Linked DNA regions of Mus musculus: region 1 is linked to region 2. A link is a contact called in ENCODE Hi-C or POLR2A ChIA-PET data. All regions are on one chromosome and are shown on one strand. Each heading gives the region's core, a stretch centred on a gene start or an enhancer-like site at or near the end of the contact. The rest is flanking DNA. Distances are from core to core; before and after follow the strand shown.

Evidence for each region. A loop is a pair of places that touch in the nucleus more often than their neighbours do. ChIA-PET counts read pairs that join two places held with the same protein, here RNA polymerase II (POLR2A).
Region 1: a map of heart shows a loop between it and region 2 (1.9-fold over the local background). The contact joins the promoter of Cmklr1 here to the enhancer-like site in region 2. A Hi-C loop is called at or near these places in 4 of 37 maps with a recorded cell type or tissue (heart and left cerebral cortex). POLR2A ChIA-PET finds 5 or more read pairs at or near these places in 2 of 5 experiments (both embryonic stem cell).

Annotation. Positions count from the first base shown.
Region 1 is chr5:113,649,085-113,652,503 of GRCm38, reverse strand. Cmklr1 (chemokine-like receptor 1) reads left to right here and starts at 2,114. Exons shown (of 3, transcript NM_008153.3): 1 at 2,114-2,283. It overlaps Gm52823 (a long non-coding RNA gene), which reads right to left and starts at 1,760. Exons shown (of 3, transcript XR_003955975.1): 1 at 1,627-1,760; 2 at 1,055-1,346; 3 at 1-317.
Region 2 is chr5:113,609,243-113,612,656 of GRCm38, reverse strand. It overlaps Gm42002 (a long non-coding RNA gene), which reads right to left. Exons shown (of 3, transcript XR_878689.2): 3 at 1,665-2,701. Cmklr1 (chemokine-like receptor 1) reads left to right here. Exons shown (of 3, transcript NM_008153.3): 3 at 1-302. Among named protein-coding and RNA genes, the nearest start is that of Gm42002, 7.7 kb to the right of the region's middle. Within about 2 kb of position 2,121, at least 1 of the 3 ENCODE cell types and tissues checked has a DNase peak (open chromatin) inside an H3K27ac peak, as active enhancers do; it is heart, where a contact is called at or near this core.

The DNA of each region.
Region 1 (3,419 bases), core at 865-3,364, 40 kb before region 2:
TTGTGGTGCTTTGAACCTGTCCCCATTGTGTAGCTGCTGGGAACTTTATCCCCCCCCCCCCCAAGGAGAGGTGGGGCCTTTAAGGGATGAATCTGTTTTAAGTGTTCTGGCAGACTAAGGCCATTGCTGCTGACAGGCTGACAGGCAGAGCTCAGCCCTCTCCTCCCTGCTCCTGTGTGGCTTCACCTCCTGTTTCCCACCACAGGCAGCAGGAAGCCCACTAGACACCAGCTTCCGGGCGGCTTCCCACCTCCAGAACCCAGATCTACAGAAACTCCCGCTTGTGAACTAATGTAGTCTTGGGTGTCCCGCTATAGCTGCAAAGACAAAGACAGGTGGTGACAGATACAACCCAATTGTCTAGGACTTTGAGGCTGAGCTGAGAAGGTACCCCCTCCCTGCCTTTGTCTTTGACCTCCCCTTCCCCCCGCTCCTCCTCCTCTTTATCCTTTCTCCATTCTTCTCTTGTCTTTATCCTCATCTCTCTATCTTTCTTCCCCTCCCTCCCCTCACTCTTATTTCTCCTCCCCTCCCTCTTCTTCTCTCTCCTCCCTCTTTCTTCCCCTCCCCTTCCCTCTTCTCTCTCCTCCCCCTTTCTTCCCCTCCCCTCCCTCTTCTCTCTCCTTTCTTCTCCCCCTCCCCTCCCTCCTCTTCTCTCTCCTCCTCTTCCTTCCCCTCCCTCCATTCTTCTCTCCTCCCCCTTTCTTCCCCTCCCTCTTCTCCTCCCCTCCCTTTGTTCCCCTCCCTCTTCTCTCCTCCTCCTCTGTATTCCCTCCTCTCCTCTCCCCTCCTCTCCTCTCCTCTCCTCTCCTCTCCTCTCCTCTCCTCTCCTCTCCTCTCCTCTCCTCTCCTCTCCTCTCCTCTCCTCTCCTCTCCTCTCCTTCTCCCCCTTTCTTCCCCTCCCCTCCCTCCTCTTCTCTCTCCTCCTTTTCCTTCCCCTCCTCTCCCTCTTCTCTCTCCTCCCCCTTACTTCCCCCCTTCTTCTCTCTCCTCACCCTTCTCCATTACCTTTCCCCTGCTTCCTTTCCTTCTTCTTTCTCTCCCCTCTCCTCACCTGTAAGTAGCTTTAGGCAGCAGGGCTTCCAACCATGACAGACCTCAGCTTGGTCTTAGCTGTGAGCCCGAGCCGGCTGCCTGGGCACAGATTCTGGTCCACGGCCTCAGCATCTCCATCCGCCATGCGTGATCTACTCTTCCAGCCCCGTTGCAGCAGGCATGGTGATGCATGACACTCTCAACCAAAGCACTTGCTATGGATCACACAGGCCAAGGACTGTTATGTCTTCCTTCTGGAGGTTGAGGACTGGGATCTAGCCTGGTTGGGCTCCAGCTCTGCCATCTCCTAGCTGGGTAGCATAGGGTAAGAAACTTAACCTTTCTGTGCCCCAATTTCCTTACCAATAAACAAGGGTAATAAAAATACCTGTCCACAACCACCACTGCCGTAGGGAGGATGTAGTATCAAGTTCCTAGCACTGTGAAGGTTGTGTACTGAGTGCCCAGTACCCTGCCTTGTTCTTGGCTACTTCAACAATTCTGTTGCTGTCGGTGCCAATAAACTAGGCACTATATCAGGTGGTGGGGACAGACTGGGGAAGACAGGCAGCAGGCAGGACAGCGTGATACCTCTGTCAGTGCTTGCTGTGATGTGGAAACCCAGAGTAGTCTGTCAGGGGAGGTTTCTTCATCACGGAGAAGGAGCTGGAAGCCATCTGGCCACACTAGGGGCAAGAATAGCACTCAGAAGTAGGGAACAGCAGGCAAGAGGCCATAGGGCTTGCTACCGTCCCTACTGCGGGCAAAGATAACCAGCTGCGGGTGGGTCTTCAGGTCGGTCAGGAGTAACTTCCCCAGCAGCCTGGTTTCAAGGCTCCATTTGCGGCTCCAGTTGTGCGCCCAGACAAGGGGCGGGTCATTCCTAGTGGGCCGTTACCACCCAGGAGCCCAGCCTGGCTGGCAGGCGAAGCCTCCTCTGGGGGAGTGGCGGGGGGCCCACTCCACACAGCTGGCGCCCCCGCCCTCCCCAGGCTGTTTCCTGCTCCTCCCGCCCCTCCCCGCTCCAGCTGTTTCTCAGGCTGAGTTCTGTCCCTGTCCCCACACAGAACACAGGACAGAGGGAGGCTCTTAGGATGTTGTGCTCCGCGGGGCTCAGACGAAATCTTCTGTGAATGGAAGAAATGCTTCCAAGCAAACAGCCACTACCAGAACAACTGAGAAAGAGGCCAGAGCGCGAGTTCTCAAACCCTGAAGTCGCAGGAGCCGGAGGGGGATATTGGAGAGAAGGTACAGCACTTGGTTCTGAGTCCTGCAGAGGGCGGGAAGGGACGCGCAGGCAGGGACTGGAGCTCCTCTTTGGGTGTGTGTCAAAGGAAAAGTTTCTAGCATAGAATCAGAGCTGAAGAGCGACGCTGGTGTTTGTGAAAACCAGCGTGGCCACCGCAGGCCATCCGTGAGGATGAATCCTTCCTCGACTCAGAGCAAAGCCCACTTGTGCCGTGCCACAGACCACCCCCGTCAGGCTCTCCGGCTCCCGAGAGGACAGTTCAGTGGCTGCTGACAAAGGCTGGCCTTGGGGGCATGTAACTACTGTGAGGTCCACTTCTCTTTTTGTTTTTTAGTATTCTGAGTGACCAGCGCTGCCATGAACACTTTGTGGGATAGTTTTGCTTTGTGTATTAGTCCCGTGGATATATTCCCATAGGTGACCCCATATCACTGTGTGTGTGTGATGCTCTGTGTGATGTCCAGATGTGCAGGCAGAGGGAGAACGTGGGGTGTCTTCTTCTGTCACTCTCTGATTATCATAAGCCTTGTCAAGGTCTCTCATAGACCCAGAGAGAGGCAGAGGCAGGAGGATCTCTGTGAGTTCAAGGCCAGCCTGGTCTACAGAGTGAGTTCCAGGACAGCCAGGGCTACATGGAGAAACCATGTTTTAAAATTATTTTATTTTTAATTATATATATGCATGCCAATATCTATGTGGGTCTGTGCATGTGAGTGCACGTGAGTCCCGGACAAAAGAGGATCAACTTCCCCTACAGCTGGTGTTACATACAGATGCTGATGAAACCATGTCAATGCTGGGAATTGAACCTGGGTCTTCTGGAAGAACAGCTGGTACTCTTAACCACCGAGCCATCGCTCCAGTTCTTCACTACCCTTTTTTAAAGATATGTGAGCTGTCTGGTCATGGCAATTTCTTCCTGCTGACGCTGTACATGGCATGGCATAGGGGTGCAATAGCCTTGAAGCCTTCTTAACACTAGGGCTGCCTGCCTCTGCTTGAGATGCTTCTGCTTGCAACTCTTTATGTGATGGGGCAGGGTCTCTCGCTGGGACCCTGAGCTCACTGACTAGGCTTAGCTGGCTGGGCAGTGAGCCCTATGGATCTTCCTGACTTCTGCTTGCAACTCTTTATG
Region 2 (3,414 bases), core at 872-3,371:
TCATGGAGGAGGGGTGGTGTGCACTTCGTTAGCATGTCCCATGCATGTTAAGTATTTCACATGCACCTTCTCATTTATTCTTCACAGAAACCTCATATGTATGAGGACAAGCAGAGACTCAGAGAGGTTAAGCAACTGGCCCGAGGGGACCCAGTTAGATGTTGGTAGAGACTGGATTCGAATCGCAGTGGGCTTGGCTCGAAGGAAGATGAAGAGTCTGGGGAAACTAATAGGTTGGGGTTTTAGCCATAAATGCTGTTTTGTTCTGTTTTTTCCATGTAAACATCTTAATGGTCTTTTTGACGTCTTGCTTGTTGTTTTCAGAGTAATACAATATGCAAAGAAAAGGCGTACTCTCCAGCCCCAGCCTCCCTGGCTCCCATCACACACACCCTGAAATCTGCTAGGCAAGCAGAGGGAGGGAGCCTGGTAGGTCAGCCTGTCCAGTCCAAGGTCTTCTGGCCTGCAGTGTCCTCTGTTCCCTTCCAAGCCACTTTTCCACCGGGGTGTAACACACAGATGTGTGTCCTCCGGCCCCAGCCAGTTCCCGTATTATAGACTGCTGGGAGTCACACTTCATCAGGGGGACAGATTGTTCCTCCCTGGTCGGGTCTTAAGATGAGGCAGTTCTGAACAGATCCAAGCTGGAACCTCTGGCTTCTGAGAGAGCCCAAACAACCAAGGATTGGGAGCAGTAAGGGTGGTTTAAAAATAGCCTTGTGTTCCCATTGTCACCCTCTCCGCGACTCCCCAGGGCTACAGATGTGCAACTGAGGCGTGCCACGGTATGGGATTCATCATGTCAACGGAGGCGCCTGTCCGTGACTGGGGCCACATGGTGTCTTGGACAGTGCACTTCCCGGACATTGGGGCTGACCAGGTCAGGCAGGGGACCAGGAAATCTTGTTGCCATTGGAAAAGCTGACCAACAGGAGTGTTACACCAGTCAATGTCCACTCCCTAGAGCCCACCCTCTTCCTCCTGGCTACCACAACACCCCTGTTCTGACTTCCGTTCGTGCAAAGTGCTGAGTGAAACCTTCAGTCTTGTCCTCATGACTTCTCATAGCCTCACCCCCTCCTCCTTCCCCCTTTCTCTTATGTATAATCCCAGCAGCTGGCAAAGTGTGGTGGCTCCCTCCAAAGACTAACGGGCAGCACCTTCTCTGGAGCTGGAACCCGGCAGCCTGCCTCACGGCTGCCCCACTGAGTGGGCGATGAGCTGAGGGAACATGGGAGCAGGACATGATGTGAAGGGACAAGAAGGGGAGACCACTGGAGTGGGGGGGGAGCGGAGTGTGCTTCTAAGCATCCAGATGCCGAGGGCACCCCAATCTGTGCTTGGGCCTGGGGGAGGAGGACACTGTGTCCCTGTGGGTCACACAGAAGCTCAAATAAAGGCCAAAAGCTAGGAAGTGATGTGGGGCTCAGGGGCTTGGAACCAACTCTGCTGCCTGAGACTTCACTTTTGTCAGCCTATGGAAGCAGGATGGGAGGGAGGAGGGAGGGCAGGAGAGAGGAGGGAGGACAGGAGGGAGGAGGGAGGGCAGGAGAGAGGAGGGAGGACAGGAAGGAGGAGGGAGAACAGGAGGGAGGAGGGAAGACAGGAGAGAGGAGGGAGGGCAGGAGGGAGGACAGGAGGGAGGAGGGAAGACAGGAGGAAGGAGAGAGAACAGGGGGGAGGAGGGAGAATAAGAGGGAGGAAGGAAAACAGGAGGGAGGAGGGAGTAATGCCACCCCACCTCAGAACCTCCATCTCTGCCAAGCCATCTCTTTCCCACATCCCAGGCTCTCTTGAAACATCATCCCCAGGGACCCCCCCTGTCAAGAGAAGGACCTTGGGGTCTGTGGTTATGAGGTTCAAGTAGATCTGTCTACCCCCATGGGGAGGGTCAGACTTTGCCAAGGCTGGGGATTTGAAGACTGTTGCTGTCCCAGGAGAGCGGGCTGTTGTTGAGTGGGTGGCCTTGCGTGGGCGGCAGGACAGGACAGGACTCCCAGAGAGGGAGAGAGCTATGTGAGGGCTCCGAGGGCCGGGCTGCAGGGAGCAGGAGGTGGGCAGAAGACCAGGGCTGGGGAGGCACGGGTGCAGACTAATCTGCTCAGGCCTGCATGTTGGATCCCTCTGCATCTCTGCTGGGGAGAGGGAGCCAGGAGGCTCCAGCATTGAGCGGGTAGCCCCAGAGAGCTGGAGAGAGCTCTGAGCTTTCTCAGGGGAGCGGTTAGTGGGAAGGCAACCCCGGGCCCATCTGTGCGGCACAGAGGTCCTGCCGTGTTAGTCTGCTGATGGAAATTAATTGTAAATATTATTCAAACGTACCTCCCTGTGCACAATTATACTTCTCAGGGGAGTTCTCTGAGTACATCAGGAAACTCTGTAAATAATACATACATTAGCCCGTGCTAATGCTGCTGTGGTGGCCGTGCTAATGCTGCTGTGGTGGCCGTGGCTGTAAGATTTATTCCAAGTGTTTGTAGGGGGTTAGCCTTGGACACCCAGAAGTGTCTCCTCCAGAGGATGGGGGCAACCCTAGGCATGCCACCTAGATGCCTGGTCACTGGGCAGGTGGGGACACAGAGCTGGCAGGAGAGGAAGACACGCAGGTCTAGAGAGTTCCTAGCTGGGTTGAGAGGCAGCACTTCTGTCTCATGATCTCGTTGAGTCCTTACAGAAGCCTCTGTGGTAAGACCCAGCACCATGTCTGTAGATGGACAAAGAGGTAGAGAGATCCAGAAAGGTGAGGGTAGTGAGAGCTGAGAGCCAAACCCTGTCATCTGTCTGTCTGTCTGTCTGTCTGTTAGAAAGTTCTTGCTTTCCCAAGAAGTTAATCAATCTCTGTGCTCCACCCCCATTTCCCACTGCCAACTCCTGTAAACTTTCAAGTCACGTGATCATGAGTCCAGGGACTGTGCTGTCCGTGAAGGGGAGGACATGGCATTTACAGGGCTTGCCCATCTGTTCCTCTCAGCCTTTGGGTTTGGGGGTTTGGAACAGACACTACTTCAAGCTCACCCCTTCTCAGTATCCACTGACCCATTTCACAGATCACAAAACTGAGCAGGATAGTAGTGCTTTGGGGACATCCCCACCCACCTCACAGAATATCCTGCAACAAGAGGGATGTCCACACCCTCCTGAGAGTCAGTTTAAAATATCAGCTTAGATACCTGGGGCTCACCAAGCTGCCCTCTTCACCCCTGAGCCTCGAGTACCAGCTTTGGTGACCATGTGCCCCACCAGGGTCGAGCAGAATCCTGGCTGAAGAAGAGGCAGGTCTTAGCAAAACCCATTTTAGGGCAGAGGCAAGATACTCCTACGTCTTCGCTATTGGCCTGGATGTGGGTCTAGGGGGTGTCTCTGGACCTGCAAAGTCATGACAGGGGCTGTGGCAAACTCTCAATCTGTCTGTCTGAG